2 separate regions of the Homo sapiens genome follow, and region 1 is linked to region 2. A link is an interaction called in ENCODE POLR2A ChIA-PET data of the cell type or tissue named here. Cell type or tissue: B cell. All regions are shown on one strand. Links, peaks and the distances in the headings refer to the core of each region. The heading gives the core; the rest is flanking DNA.

The links. Peaks named below come from ENCODE experiments on the same cell type or tissue, not always from the same donor. Only the 100,000 strongest peaks of a DNase experiment are listed, where the experiment ranks them.
Region 1: POLR2A ChIA-PET joins it to region 2 with 6 read pairs; 19 of 35 experiments call an interaction of 5 or more read pairs at or near these places.

The regions. Positions count from the first base shown.
Region 1 is chr19:5,708,189-5,718,979 of GRCh38, reverse strand. It overlaps LONP1 (lon peptidase 1, mitochondrial), which reads left to right. Exons shown (of 18, transcript NM_004793.4): 2 at 4,709-4,797; 3 at 5,727-5,846; 4 at 6,978-7,209; 5 at 10,577-10,638. Among named protein-coding and RNA genes, the nearest start is that of LONP1, 6.6 kb to the left of the region's middle. RefSeq lists enhancers at 187-702, 703-1,219. In B cell, for the core only: no CTCF peak of the experiment used is centred there; no DNase peak of the experiment used is centred there.
Region 2 is chr19:5,625,257-5,636,047 of GRCh38, reverse strand. SAFB (scaffold attachment factor B) reads right to left here. Exons shown (of 21, transcript NM_001201338.2): 2 at 9,559-9,643. Among named protein-coding and RNA genes, the nearest start is that of SAFB, 7.6 kb to the right of the region's middle. In B cell, for the core only: no CTCF peak of the experiment used is centred there; DNase peaks (open chromatin) are centred at 6,957, 7,425 and 8,347; H3K4me3 peaks cover 387 bases; H3K27ac peaks cover 4,000 bases.

The DNA.
Region 1 (10,791 bases), core at 1,547-5,546, 87 kb before region 2:
GTAGAGCATGGATGGGACAGGAGGCTTAGGAGGGTGGGAAGAGGTGGGTTATTCAGTGTGTTCTTGACCTCCTACCACGTAGCAAGTTCTGAGAATACTGTAGAGAACAAGTCATTCCGGTGGTAGAAATTAGATCATTTCAGACTAAGAGCCTTGGGGGTGGGGAGGGAGCAGGATGATGTAATAGAGAGAAAGCAGTGAGTGTAAGGAACTTGAGCTTTTACAGTAGGAAGGCCCCAAAAGCCTTCTCCCCCAGCTCCCCTTCCCTTAAAAAAAAAAACTACTGATGTGGAAAGTGGCATCTATGGGAAGGTTATCTCCTAACTGGCAGAGCAAGGTCACGCAGTGAGTCAGCCTCTGCGCTCACTCTCCAGACTCTTCTAAACAAATCTCAAGGATCTGTTGGGAAGGGAAAGGCCATTTCAGAGGGGCAGCAGCCAGTAGAGAGGGGACAGAGGGAGCTTCTCCAACGCTGCTCCAAGATTTTTTTTTTTTTTTTTTTGAGACCAAGTTGCACTCTGTCATCTAGGCTAAAGTGCAGTGGCGCGATTTCAGCTCACTGCAACCTCTGCCTCCCGGGTTCAAGTGATTCTCCTGCCTCAGCCCCCTGAGTAGCTGGGATTACAGGCGCCCGCCACCGTGGCTGGCTAATTTTTCTATTTTTAGAAGAGACAGGGTTTCACCATGTTGCCCACGCTCGTCTCGAACTCCTGACCTCAAGTGATTCACCCGCCTCAGCCTCCCAAAGTGCTGGGATTGCAGGTGCGAGTCACTGCGCCCGGCCCCAAGGCCTTTCCTTGATGTTGAGTACTGGTTACTGATGCAGGCCCCCAGAGCAAGACCTTGTGGGGTCCTATCCTAGCTCCATAACCTTCAGCAAGTTATTCCTTTGGCTTCCCTCTTCTCATCTGTGACCTGGACATATTAGTGTCTTATTAGAGTTGTTGTGGGATTTAAATGAGGCCATGTGGGCTGGGCACGGTGTCTCACATGTTTAATCCCAGCACTTTGGGAGGCTGAGGCAGGAGCATAATTTGAAACCAGTATGGTCAACATAGACCCTGTCTCTACAAAAAAAAAAAAAAAAAGAAAGAAAGAAAAGCCGGGCACAGTGGCATGCACCTGTCTTCCCAGCTACTTGGAAGGCTGAGGCAGGAGGATCACTTGAAACTGGGAGATCAAGGCTGCAGTGAGCCATGGTGTCACCACTGCACTGCAGCCTGGGCAACAGAATGAGGCCCTGCCTCAGCAATAACGTGATGCTGTTTCCTCTTTGGTGTACTTCTGACATTTCAGGACTCTGCCCCGGAGGCCTTTTTCCCATCCTTGACTTCACCCCTGGCAGTTCTCTTTACCCTCCCAGGTTTCTGGGCCCAGGATGGTGTTCATCAGGCCTGGTCCCCTCCGTTCTGCAGAGCGACAGATGCCCCTTGCTCCCGGTGCCTGAGCAGAGAGATGATTCTTCTAAGAGAGTTCAGACGGCCCACGTGGAGCTAGCCAGGAGAGTTAAATGAGTGGCTGCAGATAGTATTTGGGAGACTGGCAGGTGGTTCTCATTGTATTTCTGGTTGATGATGCATTGTAAATCATAAAAATGGATCCTGCCAAGGCCAGGAGGCAGATGCCAAGGATGCAGCTATCAGCTGTTGGCAGAGGGGAAATTGGGAGGCAACTTCTTTGGGACCCAATAAATGTTTCTGAAATTGTTAGCAAAGCTTGATTTACTCTTCAGTTTGTACTTGACTTGTCTGGCCAACTTGCTCTAGAAGCTTCTCTCCTATTAGCAACTTTTGAGTAAGGAACAATGGCTCTTAATTTTTGGTGGGTATTAAAGAATAAATCATAAGTGTTAGAAGTATTAGTTTCTTTTAAAAACTAACTTCGTGGGCTGGGCGCGGTGGCTCACGCCTGCAATCCCAGCACTTTGGGAGGCTGAGGTGGGCGGATCACGAGGTCAGGAGATCGAGACCATACTGGCTAACAAGGTGAAACCCCGTCTCTACTAAAAATACAAAAAAATTAGCCTGGAGTGGTGGTGGGCGCCCGTAGTCCCAGCTACTCGGGAGGCTGAGGCAGGAGAATGGTGTGAACCCAGGAGGCGGAGCTTGCAGTGAGCTGAGATCGCTCCACTGCGCTCTAGCCTGGGCGACAGAGCAAGACTCTGTCTTAAAAAAAAATTGCTTCCCTCCTTTGTTCAGGTGTGCTCTGCTCTCGCCATTGTTCCATCTGCGAGGAGCACCCTTTCTTCAGAAAGTAAAATTGTCTTGCTAAGAAAACTTTTTGTCCAAATGCTAATTTTTCCTTACAGTACAGAGGTACAAGCGTTCTGTCTCTAAACAAACATTTTACTTATAACAGTGGGTCACACACCCTCCTGTCAGATGTTACTGACTTTTTTTTTTCTGGGAACAGAAAAAAAAAAAATTATGTATCTATAGTGTCAGGAATTTCTGGACCACAAGTTAAGAGCCTGTGTTAGGGAGTGAGTCAAAACACTGGCTCTCAAAGGATGGTTGTGGACCAGCAGCATCGGCATCATGTGATGCTCTTTTGTTTGAAATGCAGATTTTTGGACCCACCCTAGAACTGAATCAAAAACTCCAAGGGTGGGGCCCAGCAGTGAGCTGCTTAAAGTCCTTCAGGTCATCCTGGTGCCTGCAAAAGTTTGAGGGCCATTACTATATATATATATATATATATATATATATATATATATATATGTATATTTTAACTTTATTATATAATAAAGAATTAAAAACTTCAAAAAGAAAATAGAGATGGGGTCTCACTGTGTTACCCAGGCTGGTCTCAAACTCCTGGGCTCAAGCGATCCTCCCACCTCAGCCCCGCAAAGTGCTGGGATTACAGGCATGAGCTACCATTACCAGGCTAGCCAGGCCATTACCTTTAATCAGGGTCTGTCCAGTGAATTAACAAAGGCTTGAAAGAAATCAGGTGAGCTCCTTGCGCCTTCAAATGCTTCTTAGAAGACATCATTAGCCCTGAACCTGCCGTTGAGAATGTGCTGTGATCCTGGGGGTCTTGATCATTAATGAACAGCATATGATGTGATAAGGAAGTAACTGTCAATGAAAATTGGAGGAACCAGGCATGGTGGCTCATGGCGAAACTCCGTCTCTACTAATAATACAAAAATTAGCGAGTGCAGTGGCGTGTGCTTGTAACCCCAGCTATGTGGTAGGATGAGTTGGAAGAATCGCTTGAACCTGGGAGGTGGAGGTTGCAGTGAGCCGAGATTGCACCAGTGCACTCCAGCCTGGGTGGCAGAGTGAAACTTTCTTTTTTTTTTTTTTTTTTTTTTTTTTTTTTTTTTTTATGAGACAGAGTCTCACTCTGTCGCCCAGGCTGGAGTGCAGTGGCGTGATCTTGGCTCACTGCATGCTCCGCCTCCCGGGTTCACGCCATTCTCCTGCCTCAGCCTCCCGAGTAGCTGGGACTACAGGTGCCCGCCACCACGCCCGGCTAATTTTTGTATTTTTAGTAGAGACGGGGTTTCACCGTGTTAGCCAGGATGGTCTCGATCTCCTGACCTTGTGATCTGCCCGCCTCGGCCTCCCAAAGTGCTGGGATTACAGGCGTGAGCCACCGCGCCCAGCCTGAAACTTTATTAAAAAAAAAAAAAAAAGGAAGTTATCAATCTCTGGAGTGGGTCACATTTAAATTACTTATGTTTATTCTGACATTAATAAAAGCAGAATGGTTTTGATTTTCAAACCAAGACAGTTTGCCCTGGACATCCCCTTTGAAGCTGGATGTTAAATCAATTTCTGGGTTCTGACCATTCGTCTACTTTGAATTTCCTTTGGGAGTGGGGAAACCGCTAAGAAGAATCCAGCTGGTCAGTTCTGCTCACTGTATTCACCACCACAGCCTCCTGGCCTCCAGCACTTTTTTTTTTTTTTTTTTTTTTTTGTTTAGGCGTTCCCAAACCATGTTGATTAGTATCCAGGATGCGGATCAGCATGTCCCCAGAGAATAATCTACACAGCGTTAGAGCGGCTCTGCTGTCAAAAAATGTCAGCTACAAAAGCTACCCTGGGAGGCCGGGCGTGGTAGTTTACGCCTATAATCCCAGCACTTTGGGAGGCTGAGGTGGGTGGATCACGAGGTCAGGAGTTAAAGACCATCCTGGCCAAGATGGTGAAACCCCATCTCTACTAAAAATACAAAACAATCAGCCGGACCTGGTGGCGGGCGCCTGTAATCCCAGCTACTCAGGAGGCTGAGGCAGAGAATTGCTTGATCCCGGGAGGCGGAGGTTGCAGTGAGCTGAGATCATGCCACTGCACTCCAGCCTGGGTGACAGAGCGAGACTCCGTCTCAGAAAAAAAAAAAAAAAAGAAAAGCTACCCTGTGCTGCGTTTGGTGGCTCACGCCTATAATCCCGGCATTTTGGGAGGCTGAGGTGGGTGGATCACCTGAGGTCAGGAGTTCGAGACCAACCTGGCCAATATGGTGAAACCCCATCTCTACTAAAAATAAAAAAATTAGCCAGGTGTGGTGGTGCATGCCTGTAATCCCAGCTACTCAGGAGGCTGAGGCAGGAGAATCCCTTGAACTCAGTGGGGGTGGAGGTTGCAGTGAGCTGAGATCACGCCATTACATTCCAGCCAGGGCAACAGAATGAGACTCTGTCTCAAAAAAAAAATCTACTCTGCATTTCACTTTGGGGTCATTGTCATGCTAGGTTAAAAATAAGAAGTTGGTTGAGCTGCTGAGAAGGAAAGTTCGTCTCGCCCAGCCTTATGTCGGCGTCTTTCTAAAGAGAGATGACAGGTAAGTGTGATTTTTCCTTCATTCCCTTGTTGACGGTGCCCTAGAGTCCAGCTCACCACAAGTCCTACTCTGTACTTTGCACCTTTGACCCCTGACCCCGAGGAAACCAGGGAAGACCTCCAGAATAAAGGCCAGAAGCCACGCAGGCTACCTTTTCAGCCTGGGCTGAGAACTCAGCTTGTAGTACTAAACTTCATGCATTGTTAAGATACGGGGGAAATTAACTTCAGGGACTCTTAGTGATGAAATGCTCCATGAGGCTACCTGAAAGTCGAGCTAGCTGCTCGGAGATGTGGCTCCATGTAGAAATGAGTTCCATGGGCCGGGCGTGGGGTCGCACACCTGTAATCCCAGCACTTTGGGAGGCTGAGGCATGTGGATCACCTGAGGTCAGGAGTTCCAAAGCAGTCTGGCTGACATGATGAAACCTCGTCTTTACTAAAAATACAAAACATTAGCCAGGCGTGGTGGCAGGTACCTGTAATCCCAGCTACTCAGGAGGCTGAGGAAGGAGAATCGGTTGAACCTAGTAAGTGGAGGTTGCAGTGAGCTGAGATTACACCATTGCTCTCCAGCCTGGGCAACAAGAGCGAAACTCCATCTCAAGAAAAAAAGAGTTCCATGCATGCATTCGAAGCAGGCTCTGTGATAGCATAGAAGAGACTCATCAAAGTCCCACCTGGACCATGTCTTTGTGGCTGACTTAGCGAGGAGCCACCCACCCGGTCCTGTGACCACTGGGGCAGCCCTGGCCTGGCAGAAGCTCCCCTAGGCTCTGGAGCTCCTGCGGGAGCCAAGGAGGCCGCTCTTGGTTTTCAGTAGCATTTGGTAGGGGCGTTTCTTTTCTCTCCCTCCTCCATCTCAGCCAGAGACATCCTGCCTAGCATGAAAGCCATGTTCCAACATTCCTCTGTGCTCTTCTCCCACAGCAATGAGTCGGATGTGGTCGAGAGCCTGGATGAAATCTACCACACGGGGACGTTTGCCCAGATCCATGAGATGCAGGACCTTGGGGACAAGCTGCGCATGATCGTCATGGGACACAGAAGGTGGGTGGCTGGCGGGGGACAGTGGGAGGTGGGGGCAGAGTACCACGCGGGAGACCAGCCAGGATGCCTTATGCCCCAGCATCAGCCTCTGCCCTGTCCGTCAGCCCAGCGGCTTTCTCACTAGCACTGAGGCCAGAGCTGGGGGTGAGAGTGAGACATGTCACCTCTGGACCCCTCCTGTCTCAGAAAGGGGTGAGCTGCAGGGCCAGGCATGGTGACTCCTGCCTGGAATTCCAGCACTTTGGGATGTCAAGGCAATTGGATCGCTTGAGCCCGGAGTTTGAGTCCAGCCTGGGCAACGTAGCGAGATCCCATCTCTGCAAAAAATGTAGAAAAATTAGCTGGATGTGGTGGCTCATGCCTGTGGTCACAGCTACGCAAGAGGCTGAGGTGGGAGGATCGCTTAAGCCCAGGAGTTTGAGACCAGCCTGGGCAACACAGCAAGACCCTGTTTCTATAAAAAATAATAAAAAGTTAGATGTGACGGCGTGTTCCTGTAGTCCCAGCTACTTGGGAGGCTGAGGCAGGAGGATTGCTTGAGCCCAGGAGGTAAAGGCTGCAGTGAGCTATGATCACACCACTGCACTCCAGCCTGGGCAACAGAGCGAGACCCTGAGTTCAGGTGGTGCCAGGTGCTCTGAGGGGAGACGCAGACAGCGTGAGAGGTGGAGGTGGGTAGCTTTTGTGAAGTGCTTGGGGACAGTCTTTGCGATGGTGTCCTTGAAATCGAGACCTGAACAACAGGAAGGAGCTGCTATGAGCTGAGTCCAGGGCACAGAGTCTTGGAGACCAGCCTGTGCCCGGCCAGGCTGACACCGTTTTCGACAGGAGGCCCTGGGGCTTGTCACTGCAGCTTATCCACGATACTTAGGATGGGGACAGTGATGCATTGGCGTGGGATGCAGGGAATGCCTGAATCTGGCTGGAGTCTAAGGGGTGGAGGGGACACTGGTTGGGAGGCCCCGAGAAAGCGGCTCACGTCTCCAGCTTGAGGACCCTGTAGCCACCCTGTGGCTCCAGAGGTCTGGGCTCAGCGGGACCCTTGGACCACCTGTGCCACCAGGGAGGCCTCAGCCGGGTCCAGCTCCCAGCCTCAGCGGCTGATTCACACCTGCCTTGCTCCCGTGTCAGAGTCCATATCAGCAGACAGCTGGAGGTGGAGCCCGAGGAGCCGGAGGCGGAGAACAAGCACAAGCCCCGCAGGAAGTCAAAGCGGGGCAAGAAGGAGGCGGAGGACGAGCTGAGCGCCAGGCACCCGGCGGAGCTGGCGATGGAGCCCACCCCTGAGCTCCCGGCTGAGGTGCTCATGGTGGAGGTAGAGAACGTTGTCCACGAGGACTTCCAGGTCACGGAGGAGGTGAAAGTGAGTCCGTGCGTCACGCAGGGCGGCCACAGCTGCCTCCCCCACGGGCTCCCTTGAGCCGTTCCTGCGGCCTCTCCGAAGAGTCATCTCCCACCCTGAGCCCCTTAGGAAGGGTCTGGCCTGTCTGGAACTCAATTCTAATGGAACATAGAGGGTGCTTTTCCTCCCAGAGGTCTTCGGAAGACTCTGGGATGGGAGAGGCACAGGAAATTCGCTGGAGCCTGTAGCTGCTCAGGAAGGAGACAGGGTTGGAACCCAGGTCCAGCCCCAGCCCGTGTCCCCTGTGCCAAAGCCTCCAGCGGTTACCAAGACACCTTCCAGCCCTGGCTTCTTCCCACCAAGCCTGGGAGGTTGGTACCAGTGGTTGCAGGACAGGAAACAGCCTGTTGGCCACCCTGATCCCCCAACCTAGGCCGTCCTGCCTGCCTGGTGGCACAAGGAGTCAGCTTCCGAGGTGGGCAGGCTCTTGGCGGTGCCACCTGCCCTCCCGCTGTAGGGACAGTCAGCGAAGCTAACCAAAGGCCTGAAGCGTGTCAGCTCCTTACCTGTGTGCCTGGTGTCATCAGCCTCTTCCCCAGGCTGCTGCAGGGCCTAGGGGGAAGTGCTGTGAGCAACTGGTGATGTCTGCTGTGGGCGCTGGCAGGGGTGGAAAGTCCTGTCCACAGGCCCACCTGGGTTCTTGAGGTCAGCACTTCTATCCTGCCCCACTACCCCTGCGAGGTTTTTTTTTTTCTTTCTTTTTTTGAGACAGAGTCTGGCTCTGTCAACCCAGGCTGGAGTGCAATGGAACGATCTCAGCTCACTGCAATTTCCACCTCCCAGGTTCAAGTGATTCTCATGCCTCAGCCTCCCAAGTAACTGGGATTGCAGGCACGTGCCACCACACACGGCTAATTTTTGTATTTTTAGTAGAGACGAGGTTTTACCATGTTGGCCGGGCTAGTCTCAAACTCCTGACCTCGGGTGATCCGCCCACCTCAGCCTCCCAAAATGCTGGGATTATAGTCGTGAGCCACTGTGCCCGGCCACCTGTGAGTATTGAGCACTTGAAGTAGAGCTGCTGTGGCCAAGGAACAGAATGGAACATTTTATTGGCTGGGTACAGTGTCTCATGCCTGTCATCCCAACACTTTTGGAGGCCAAGGAAGGAGGATCACTTGAGCCCTGGAGTTCAAAACCAGCCTGGGCAATATTGAGACCCCTGTCTCCACAAAAAAAATAAAATCCCTGGGCATGGTCGCACACACCAGTGGTCTAACCTGTGGGAGGATCGCTTGAGCCCAGGAGATTGAGGCTGCAGTGAGCTGTGATCGCATCACTGCACTCCAGCCTGGGCAACAGAGTGAGACCCTGTATCTAAAAATTAAAATAAAAAAATTCAGGCCGGGCACGGTGGGCTCACGCCTGTAATCCCAGCACTTTGGGAGGCCGAGGTGGGCGGATCACCTGAGGTCAGGAGTTTGAGACCAGCCTGACCAACATGGAGAAACCCCGTGTCTACTAAAAATACAAAAAAAAATTAGCCAGGTGTGGTGGCTTATGCCTGTAATCCCAGCTACTCGGGATTACTGAGGCGGGAGAATTGCTTGAACCTGGGAGGCAGAGGTTGCGGTGAGCCGAGATTGCACTATTGCATTCCAGCCTGGGCAACAAGAGCAAAACTCTGTCTCAAAAAAAAAAAAAAAAAATTCAGACAGCCACCAGCGGCTACACTGTCCTGGGCAGCTCAGCATTGGGGCATTCCCTGTGAGAATCTTGCAACAGGGGGAAGACAGCGACCAAACTTACAAATGTGATTAGAACTGGCAAGACCCCTTAGGGGCAGCGAACTTGTTCTTTTTTTTTTTTTTTTTTTTTTTTTTTGAGATGGAGCCTCTGTCGCCCAGGCTGGAGTGCAGTGGCGTGATCTCGGCTCACCGCAAGCTCCACCTCCCGGGTTCACACCATTCTCCTGCCTCAGCCTCCCCAGTAGCTGGGACTACAGGTGCCCGCCACCACACCCGGCTAATTTTTTGTGTATTTTTTAGTAGAGACGGGGTTTCACCGTGTTAGCCAGGATGGTCTGGATCTCCTGACCTCGTGATCCGCCCGCCTTAGCATCCCAAAGTGCTGGGGTTACAGGCGTGAGCCACTGTGCCCAGCTGAACTTATTCTTAAAGCAAGTGCCCCGGACCTCCAGTGGGCCTGTTCTGGTGCCTTCTACCAGGGTCAGCTCAGACAGTTCAGCGTCAAAGCCAAAGACTAGAGACCAGGTGATTACGGTTTCTTTGGAGACAGAGTCTCACCCTGTCACTCAGACTGGAGTGCACTGGCGCAATCTTGGCTCATGGCAACCTCCGCCTCCTGGGTTCAAGTGATTCTCCTGCCTCGGCCTCCTTAGTAGCTGGGATTACAGTCACCCACCAAAGTACCTGGCTAATTTTTTTTTTTTTTTTGGTATTTTTAGTGGAGATGGGGTTTCACCGTGTTGGCCAGGCTGGTCTTGAGCTCCTGGCCTCAAGTGACCCACCTAACTCTGCCTCCCAAAGTGTTGGTGTTACAGGTGTGAGCCACCGCGCCCGGCCAAGACCAGGTGATTAAAATTTGGTTGTAGGCAGGTGCAGTTGCTTATGCCCGTGGTCCCAGCTACTCCGGAAAATGAGCGGGGAGGATCGCTTGAGCCCAAGAATTCAAGGCTGCAGTGAGTCATGATTGCAGCCCTGCACGCCAGCCTGGGTGACAGAGCAAGACTTGGTCTTTTTTTTTTTTTTTTTTTTTTGAGACAGAGTCTCGCTCTTTCGCCCAGGTTGGAGTGCAGTGGCGCGATCTCGGCTCACTGCAAGCTCCATCTCCTGGGTTCACGCCATTCTCCTGCCTCAGCCTCCCGAGTAGCTGGGACTACAGGCGCCCGCCATCACGCCCGCCTAATTTTTGTATTTTTTGGTAGAGACGGGGTTTCACTGTGTTAGCCAGGAGGGTCTCGATCTCCTGACCTCATGATCCACCCGCCTCGGCCTCCCAAAGTGCTTGGATTACAGGCGTGAGCCACCACGCCCGGCCAAGACTTGGTCTCTTAAAAAATGGAGGAAAGAAAACACAGTCTCTTTTTTTCCCCTGAGATAGCTTATCCTAAGGACAAGGCTCTGAGGGGTAAGGAGACAGGGTTTGGTTTTAGTTTTGACTCTCTTGGTCCTGTGTCCCTGGGACTGGTGAGTCCACCAGGGACTGCACTCCTCCATCTCCCAGGCCGTCCGTGGCCAGGGCCAGTTGGCGGAGGGGAGGGAGTTGATGGAGCTGGTGGGTGGGGCTCCCAGGGCCATGCTCCCACCCAGCCCACCCCCTGCTGGAGCACTGCTGGGCCCCAGCGACCCTGCCCCATACTTGGCAGGCCCTGACTGCAGAGATCGTGAAGACCATCCGGGACATCATTGCCTTGAACCCTCTCTACAGGTGGGCCTCTGTGCGGGCAGCTGGCCAGGCGGGGGCATCTCTGCAGCTCTTTCTGCAGCTGGGTGGGTAGGGGGCTTCCTCAGCGTCCTCCTGGGAGGAAACCTTGCCTGCCCCAAGGAGTGGCCTGTGTGGAGGAGCCCGTTGCCCACTGGG
Region 2 (10,791 bases), core at 5,894-9,893:
TTCAAAATGTTTAATCTTCAACGTATAAAGCACATCCCTGACTGGAATGTTTATTAATCATCACGACTTGAGGAAAGACAGTATTCTCCAGAGAAGAAAAACGTCTAAAAAAACCAAAAATGAATGCAAATGGGAAAAGTATAACTCTCTGGCAAAAACTGAAGAGCCATTGATTTGTCTTTAGTATCAAGGCCAATGTGCCCCTTGAATCCTTCTACCTCAGCTCTTCACCCTAGTTTGTGGTCTCAGCTATGGGCATGACCGTCATCGCCTCTATCGCCTGCTCGTAGCTCCCTGCCTGGGATTCCATCTCTTGCCTTCTGTTAAGCTTCTGCCTCAGAGACTGTCCAATCTCACTGCTGACTCTGCTGCCCTGGACTTCTGCTGGGATGCTCCCATAGTACCCAGGGCTGCATGTGGGTGGTTCATTACTTTCTGATTTGATTACACAAACACACTTCCCTAATTATGCAAATATACGTATTAAACTTTACTGCAGTAACAGAAGATTCATCCTCCTAAGTATAGGAAGTATAAAGCTATAATACCTTCCCTTTTCCCTACTGTCCTCTTAAGAGGTTACCAACGTTCCCAGCTTGGTGGTGCCTCAGGACATCATCTTGCATCTACATACATTATATGATACATATGGAAATAAGCTTGTGATGAGATGAAATCTTATTGTTAGTGAGCAATGACACAAGTTACAGAAACTACTAACAGGCCTTGGACATTTTTATGTACTGCGTATTGATCCACCTCCATCTTTGACTCCATGCTACGGCAGTTCCCCACGTTAGCTGCCTTCTCAAAAAGGCTGTAGCAATTTATTGTCTCCAACACCTACACCTTCCCCAATACCCTTGCCAATGTAGGAGAACAGGAACTGTGTAAAAAAAATTTTTTTTTGAGATGGAGTTTCGCTCTTGTTGCCCAGGCTGGAGTGCAATGGCGTGATCTCGGCTCACCGGAACCTCCGCCTCCTGGGTTCAAGTGATTCTCCTGCCTCAGCCTCCCGAGTAGCTGGGATTACCGGCACGTGCCACCACACCCGGTTAATTTTGTATTTTTTTGTAGAGACAAGGTTTCTCCATGTTGGCCAGGCTGGTCTCAAACTCTTTACCTAGAGTGACCCGCCCACCTCAGCCTCCCAAAGTGCTAGGATTACAGGTTTGAGTCACCGCACCTTGCGGAACTGTGTAAATTTTTACCAGTTTGATAGGCAAAAATCTTATGTCATTTCAAAATTTGCTATTCTGCAACTACCAGCAAGGGAATCTTTTGGTCTCTAGGCCACATCTGCTTTTTCATTTATTTGTAAATTGCCTGTTCATAGTCTCTGCTCCTTGTTGACTGGGTTGCCTGTTTTCCTTACTGATTTGTCAGAACATTCAATGCTTTCTGGATATGAGTTTCTTCCTTATTCTGTGCTATAATATTTTCTCCCAGACTGTTGCATACCTTTCTTAACAGAGAGTTAAAACTTTTATGTAGCCAAATTTCTCTTTCTTTGTTGTTTCTCAGTTTTATTCTTACTTCAGGTCTTTCTTATTACTATATTATAAAAAGTATTAAACTAGCTGGAATTTCTATTTTACACAAGAAGAGATAAGATTAGAGCTTTCCCCCACCATCAAATGAACAAACCCTCAAACTTTCTGTTGTTTGCAATATCCTATCATCAAAATTAGAGGAAATCCCTGTATTCCCCCCCGCCCAGAATTTTAGTTATTCTTGTGCATTTTCTTTTTAGACTATTATGGAACACATTATAAAATTTCCTTTTAGGTTACTGTGGAGAAAAGTGACAATTTTCTGATAAAAAGTCATCATATCTAGGAAAATTTTCTCTGCTAAAAAGTCATCACATCTAGGAAATTTTTCTCTAATTAGTGATTTCGCAGGACTTGAAAATTTCCTGTTAATTCTATTTACTATTTAAGAATGTTATGTACATTTCAATGTCAATCTGGCAACATGCTTAATTCTTTGATTCACTAATGATATAACTGTCACCTAAAAAATCCTGGAGAAGTGATTAACAATTTTAACCAGCTAGCAAGTTTGCCAAACTGTTCATGAGGGCTTTGTCACCTTTCTTAAGCTGTCTTTGGCTTGCTTCGGATTGCTTTAACAGTACTTAATTTCCTGAGGTACAATCAGCCCAGTAGCTCTCACAAACCAAGTACTGGCCCAGGAGTTGACATCCTAGTTACAGAAGTACATCTAAGTTCCAAGACCCTGGTTTCTTTTTTCTTTTTTTTTTTTTGAGACGGAGTCTCGCTCTGTCGCCCAGGCTGGAGTGCAGTGGCGCAATCTCGGCTCACTGCAAGCTCCACCTCCCGGGTTCACGCCATTCTCCTGCCTCAGCCTCCCGAGTAGCTGGGACTACAGGCGCCCGCCACCACGCCTGCCTAATTTTTTGTATTTTTAGTAGAGATGGGGTTTCACCGTGTTAGCCAGGATGGTCTCGATCTCCCGACCTCATGATCCGCCTGCCTCGGCCTCCCAAAGTGCTGGGATTACAGGCGTGAGCCACCGCGCCTGGCTGCAGACCCTGGTTTCTAATAGCTCTCCTCAAAAGGGCCCAGGGCACCTGGAAGAAATGGCTGATTCCGGGGAAAGGGCAGGAAAAGCATAAGATGAGACTCACGTACCCTGCCATTCCAGAAGGTAAAAAAGTATCCCAAGAATGGCATGAACATGTGGAAATGACAGGGGAGCCTGTCTGACAGGGTTCCCAATGGAACGTTTTGCACATTGTAGTAAATAAGCATAAAGGCTTTCAACCTATGGAATAAAATAATCTAAGTTCACACAGATAAATGAGGGCAAAGGGCAAGCTATTCCTTATGTCAGTAAACCAAGTAATAAACAAACAATAACAAAATTAAAAAATCACCATTTGGCAACTACCAGAATAAATGAATAGACAGGAACTGGTGGTTGCTAAAACTAATGGACGATGAGCAGGATATTTACAAAGTCTCAGAGTATCTTCCCCACAAATGTAACTGTGAAAAGGAAGACAGTAACTTTCCAGTGGAGAAACCTGGCCAATAGCATTTGAAGTCAGCTAACATGGCCAATAATGGCTCAAACTGACAGCATGTGCCTCTGGATAGTATACTCTGATGACAATATAGGCTGGGCGTGGTGGCTCATGTCTGTAATCCCAACTCTTTGGGAGGCCAAGGTGGGAGGATCGCTTGAGCACAGCAATTCAGGGTTGCAGTGACCTACAATTGCACCATTGCACTCTGGCCTGGGTAACAGGGCAAGACCCGGTTTCAAACCAAAACAAAACAAAAAACAGGAATACAACATGTCTGGTGTATTTCTGACAAGCGTATAACTTGATCCTTATTATGGGGCGGGGAGAACCCAAAACAATTCAAATAGAAAAATAAACTACAAAATAAGTGTAAGTGTTCAAGATTAAAGAAAACTAAGGAAACATGACAACCTGATGCAATGCATGACTCTGGACATTTTTTGTCTGAGTTATAGAGAATATTATTGGAACAAACTACTGAATCTAAATGAGGACTAAGACGAGGTGGCAGTATTGTATCAATGTTAATTTCCTGATCTGGACATCTACAGTTAGGTAATATCCTTACTTTACTGCAGTACGTAGGGCAAAGGGGCATATGCGCCTTGCAACTTACCATGCGGTCTAGTAAAAACATACATACAAGGAGAGAAAAGGACAAGGCAAATGTAGTCAGATGGCAATATTTGGGGACTCTGGGTAAAGGGTATATGGGAATTCCTTGCATTATTCTTGCAACTTAAGTATGAAATTGCCAAAATGAACAAAAACTGAACAAAACAAGCCAGCAGCAAAGGATTGGGTAATACTTAACCAAGCAAACAGGCCAACTTTGCATCTCCAGTTACAAAACATTCTCAAACACCATAAAACATCCTATTAATTTGTACTTTGTGATGACACTACAAATAAATTTAGTTTCCTGGTAATTATTTTATTTTTTCGAGACAGAGTCTTGCCCTGTTACCAGGTTGGAGAGCAATCACAGCCCAATCATGGTTCACTGCAACCTCAAATTCCTGGACTCACGTGATCCTCCCACCTCAGTCTCCTGAGTAGCTGGGACTACAGATGCACGCCATCACATCTGACTAATTTTTCTAATTTTTTGGAGAGATGGGGTCTCACTATGTCACCCAGGCTGCTCTCCAACTCCTGGGCTCAAGTCATCCTTCCGCGTCGGTGTCCCAAACTGTTGGGCTTACAGACGAGAGCCATCTCGCACAGCCCCTGATAATTATTTTGAGAGTCTGCTAAGATGGTGAGAGTCACGTCATGTGGAATGTGACTTTTGCTGTATAAGCAGTTTTTAAAAAAAATGTTAAAGTGACAATTCTGTTTTGGCCAAGTGCTGTTTAAAAGGGATGTCATTTTCTCCAAGTCCAAGCAATAGGAGGAGAACTGAGATTACATGAGATATGCTTTCTGGAATTTTAAAGCATTTTGAATTCACACATTACAGCAGTCCCTCTATTTTCAGTTAAAATCTTGATAAAACCCACTGATAAAGTAGTTGAAAATAATTCAAGAAAACTTACCGACCTGCCCTATCAGATATCAAAATGTACTGTAAATTTCTAGAATAAAACTGATTACAAGAAGCAAAACAAAACAACAAATGAGACACAAAAGAGCTAGTATTGCATGGCTCCATTTTACATGAAGTTCTAGAATGGGTAAAACTAATATCTGGTGAAGTAATCACAACAGCGACTTTTATTTTTGCAGGGGCTGGGAGGGGAGACGCACTGGGAGGGGCAGAAGTGATCTTTCTGATGACAAATGTTTCTTTTCTTTTTTTTTGAGACACAGTCTTGCACTGTTGCCCAGGCTGGAGTGCAGCAGCATGATCTCAGCTCACTGCAACCTCCGCCTCCCAGGCTCAAGTGATTCTCCTGCCTCAGTCTCCCGAGTAGCTGGGATTACAGGCATCCGCCACCATGCCCAGCTAATTTTTGTATTTTTAGTAGACGGGGTTTCACCATGTTGGCCAGGCTGGTCTCGAACTCCTGACCTCAGGTGATCTGCCCGCCTCAGCCTCCCAAAGTGCTGGGATTACAGGCATGAGCCACCACGCCCAGCCTAAATGTTTCATGTTTTCATCCCTACCTACCTCACACCACATGCAAAATACATTCTAAATTAATTAAACCTCCAAATGTAAAATGTAAAAATAAAACCATAAATATTATTCTTTCTATATATAACAGAGTTATACATATAGTTTTTTTTTTTTTTGAGACGAAGCTTCACTCGTCGCCCAGGCTGGAGTGCAGTGGCGTGATCTCGGCTCACTGCAACCTCTGCTTCCCGGGTTCAAGCGATTTTCCTGCCTCAGCCTCTCAAGTAGCTAGGATTACAGGCGCTTGCCACCACACCCAGATAATTTTTGTATTTTTAGTAGAGACAGGGTTTCACCATGTTGGCCAGGCTGGTGTTGAACTCCTGACCTCAGGTGATCCACCTGCATCGTGGGATTACGGACGTGTGCCACCGCACCTGGCCTTACAGTCATATTTTTAATAATTTAAAAGCAAAGAAGTCCTTTTAAAGCGTAACATAAAATCTAGAAGCCTAGTGATCAAAATACCACAAGTCGAATCAGATTAAATTGAATGACAGATTAAAACAATAGAAACATTTTATATGAGTCTTTATAACTCAATAAGACAAACAACCCAGCACAGAAATCGGCAAAGGGCATGAAAAGGCCATTCAGACGACACAAATGTCCAATTATCAGAAGAGTATAATCTGTGAAGAAATGCAAACGAAAATCTCACCTGCAGAAAAATGCAGATAAATACAATGAAATACTTTTCTTCTATATAACAGGCAACAAGGTAACAGGCAAACAAGGTAAGTTTGATGTTGAGTTTAGTGAAATAGGCACCGTCACCCATTGTTGGTAGGGTACAACCTGGGACAGCTTTTTGTTTTTGTTTTTGTTTTTGAGACAGCCTCACTCTGTCGCCAAGGCTGGAGTGCAGTGGCACTATCTTGGCTCAATGCAACCTCAGTCTCCCAGGTTCAAGCTATCTTCTTGCCTTAGCCACCTGAGTAGCTTGGATTACAGGCGCCCACCACCACACCTGGCAAATTTCTGTATTTTTAGTAGACGTGGGGTTTTGCCATGTTGGCCAGGCTGATCTTTTGATCCGCCCACCTCAGCCTCCCAAAGTGCTAGGATTACAGGCGTGAGCCACTGAACTTGGCCGGGACAGCTATTTGTAAACTAGCTATGTGAAAATAAAGGGCCATATCCTTGGAGTCTAGAATTCTCCTTTCACTAAGTTATCAAAAATTATATTACTTTGACCACACAAAGGTATTTATCTCTGGTTCGTGCAAACACTGAATGTTGGAAGTACCGAGTGATAATTGGAAATAAAAATCTCCAAACGTCTAGTAATAAAAAGACTGATGGGCTAAATTGTGTATTTATTCATACAGAAGATTATTAGCCTGTTAAAAAACAGTGAGATTTTGTATAGCAAGATCACGGGTTTTTTTAATGAAAAAAATATGCATACAGGTGTGTGCACATACCTATATATTTACTTTTTTCCCCCTCTCACTCTGTGCCCAAGCTGGAGTGTAGAAGCACACTCATGGCTCACCGCAGCCTTGACCTCTTGGGCTTAAGCAATCCTCCTACCTTGGCCTCCCTAGTAGCTGGGACTACAGGTGTGTGCCACCATGCCCAGCTCATTGACTTTTATTTAACTTTTTGTTTTTCTAGACACAGGGTCTTGCTCTGTAACCCAGGCCTAAGTTTACTTTTAAACATTGTACATACACACACAGTCTGGAGAAGTATGCCTAACTTTTAGTAGTGGGCTGTCCCGACTGTGAACAACTTCTGCTTTTTACTCCCATGCACGTATTTTAAAACCTGCCGGGCGCAGTGGCTCACAACTGAAATCTAAACGTTTTGTGGGGCTGAGGTGAAAGCACTGCTTGAGGCCAGGAGTTCAAGGCTGCAGCGAACTATGACTGCGCGACTACCCTCCATCTGAGTGACAGAGTGAGAACCCACCTCAAAAACAAAACAAAAACAGCAACAAAAGCCTGTAGTACAAGTATTTGCTTTTATCAGAAGAAAAAGGAAAACAAAAAAGGAGATCCACAGGCTCTGTTTTTTGCTTTTATTATTTCTTTCTCCATTGATTTTCCAGGACTCTTTGCCTTGGCAGAAGTATACTTGAGTAAAGGCAAAAACACGCAATGTATCATGAGCCACAGAAGTGACTTCATTCTGCTGTTCTCCCAGCACTTACCCCAAACACTGTGGCTGACACTGGGGCCTGACTCTCAGATATTTAAACCCAGTACTTCACCACCAAGTATTAGTTATTATCTCATTTAGTTTTGGGCCCTGAGAACCAGGCCTTCAATTACAGGTTGGGCAACCCTATCTGAAACTGAAACCTTCTGAGCACTGACATATTGCCACAAGTAGAAAATTCCACACCTGATGTGTGGAATTAGTGAAAGTTTTGTTTCATGCACAAAATTATAAAAAATATGGTATTAAATTATCTTCAGGTGTATAAGAAACAAATTTCTTGTTTAGATTTGGGCCCCAATCCCAAGATTATCTCATTATGCGTACGAAAATACCGCACAAAATCCAAAAAATGAAACCCTTCTGGTCCCAAGCATTTCAGATAGGGAAAACTCTACATGAACCAAGAGAACATTCGGTCTACAAGCCCAGCTTCAGCTGATTCTTTTTTTTAGGGGGATGGAGTCTTGCGGTCGCCCAGGCTGGAGTGCAGTGGTGCGATCTGGGCTCAGTGCAACCTCCACCTCCTGGGTTCAGGCAATTCTCCTGCCTCAGCCTCCTGAGTAGCTGGGATTACAGGAGCCCGCCACCACACCTGGCTAATTTTTATATTTTTAGTAGAGACGGGGTTTCATCATGTTGGCCAGGCTGGTCTCGAACTCCTGACCTCAGGTGACCAGTCCGCCTCAACCTCCCAAAGTGCTGGCATTACAGGTGTGAGCCACGGCGCCCTGCCTCAGCTGATTCTTTCTTAAGCCAATAGTTGAGTGTTACCAAGTTAAACCATTGAAGGGGAAAGAAAGATAAACAAGACACAGCCCTAGTCCTCATCAATCTGCTCTTGACAGAAGGCAAGATGACATAAATATTAAACCAAGGGGTAAGGAACTATGCCACGGGAGGACAGAGGACCCAAGGAGACGAGTTGCTATTGGTGGGATGGATCAGTTGTCTTTTGAGGAACTAGGTCTCTAAGGCAGACAGATGGGGAAGGGTGGGCGGAGCGAAGTCACAGAGAACCAGGAGAGTAAATCACGTGTTTGGGGCCTGACTAAAGCACAGGGTGTGGGGGATGGGCAAGAGAGATTTCGGTAAGATGGTGAGAGTCATGTCATGTGGAATGTGACTTTTACTGTATAAGCTGCTTTTAAAAGAAATGTTAAAGTGACAATTCTGTTTTTGCCAAGTGCTGTTTATAAGGGATGTTATTTTCTCCAAGTCCAAGCAATAGGAGGCTCAGGCAGTCCTACTTTTTGGACTCCATGTTGGAGTTCAGTGGTGCCATGATAGCTCAGTGCAACCCTGAACTCCTGGGTTCAAATGATCCTCCCGCCTTAGCCTCCCAAGTAGCTAGGAAAACAGGCGTGCCTCGACGCCTAGGTACTTTTTTTTTTTGGCAGTGGATAGAGGCAGCCCAGGCTGGTCTCAAACTCCTAGACTGAAACCATTCTCCTGCCTTGGGTTCCCAAAGTGTTGGGATTACAGGTGAGAGACACTGTGCCCCGCCCCCACCCCCCTTTTTTTTAAGAGAGACTGGGTCTTGCTCTGTCACCCAGGCTGGAGTGCAGTGGTGCAATCATTAGGTCATTGCAGGCTTGAGCTCCTGGGCTCAAGTGATCCCCCTCCTAAAACTCCCAAGTAGCTGGGATCACAGGTGCATGCCATCATGCCTGGCTAATTTCTTTTTGGTGGGGATGGGGGTCTCCCTATGTTGCCCAAGCTGATCTCAACCTCCTGGGGTCAAGTAATCCTTCCGGTTCAGCCTCCCAAGCAGCTGGGACCACAGATGCATGCCACCACACCGGGCCTTTAAAAGTTTTTTTGTAGAGCTGGGTTTTGCTATGTTGCCCAGGCTGGTCTTGAACTCCCAGGCTCATGTGATCCTCCTACCACAGCCCCGAGTCGCCTGGAATTACAGGCACACGCCACTGTGACTGACTCCCAAAAGACTCCTTATTTAAGGACCGCTGACAATCTACAGAGGAAAATGAATAAAGGACAAATACTCCTTCCATCCTCCATTGGAATTCCCAGATACCAAGAAAACAAAACACAGTAGAGAGATCTTGAAAGAAAATGCAAAGCTTCGCTGAAGGCTCCCAGTTCAGAGTGGTTCACAAGTCCAACACACAGACAAGTAAACGAGGCACATTAGCAATGTATTCGTTTTGAAGAAAGCACTTAACATGAAACTTGCTTATGAAATCCTCCATACCTTTGCTAGACCTCTTTGATGTTTTCTTGTTTCCCTCGGAGGTAATTTCAATTTCGTCAGGATTACCACCTTCATCTTCAATTGCCTAAAAAGAAGGGAAAAGTAAAGTTGATCCAAAAAGTCAGCTCACACACTGCTTTCAGAGAGCTCTCAGGTGACAAGGAAACTGTATTTTTAAGATCAAAAAGCTGCTGCCGCCCTCACCACCCAGGACCTGTGGCCCATCCACTCATCTGTTATCTCGCTCTACACTGGAGACCGACTGACGCCACCAGTTCTTAGCTGGGTGGTCCCAGGCAGGTTTACTTAGGTGCTCAGTTTTTGCTTCTTCCTCTGGAACATGCGGCTAATAATAATACAGTACTTACCCTGGAAGGCTGTTGTGAGGACTCTACTAGCCATGAAAAGGAAGCACTCAACAAACAGTAGGCTTATCTGGTTCATCTCCTTCCTAAGCCCAGAAGAACTCAAAAAGGGAAAGGCACACTCTCCATTTCCCCTGACTTTACTCACAAAATACTCTTTAACCCTCCAGGGACTCCCTCCACGCCGTGCCTGTACTCAGTACTGTGTGGACAGAATACTAATGCTCGCTGACTGGGATCCTACTATGTGTTACGCACGAGACCCGTCACGACATGCATGACCTCATCCGATCCCCATCATGTACATTCACAACCGACTCCAGTACCTCATTCTCAACCACTAGGTGATTGTGCCTCATCGGATATTGAATTATAAGAATTTCTTGGCACGCCCAGCCTCCCACCCCAGGACTCTGTCACTCACTTCAACTATGCCCATCCTCAGCACAGTGCCTGGCATCAACTAAGCCATCAGTACCGAACACGTCAATCACGATGACGTCCCTAGAAACTTAGCTTCAGGTCAAGTTTTACTGATAACTTTTCCAGTCTTTACTCTCCAGTCCCATGAGCACAAGTTTTGTTTACATCATTTCATGTACTATGTTTTATCTGCAGAGGTTTGGAAGCCTCCAAGTTTCCCAGGTGGGTAAGTCTGAATTGAGATAGGGCCTGGGGGTTCCACATCTCATCTTTACCAGCAGCAACAAAAATCTCTCCTCTCAGAAGCCAGAAAAGGGACTGAAGTTCTTTCCTGGGATCAAGGAAAAGTACAATCACCAAGTCCCTCACCCTTTTCCCGGGGACAGGCAATTCTGAAACACCACCAGGAGAAGAGAAGCAATGCCCTAGGCAGGTGTCCTGTTTC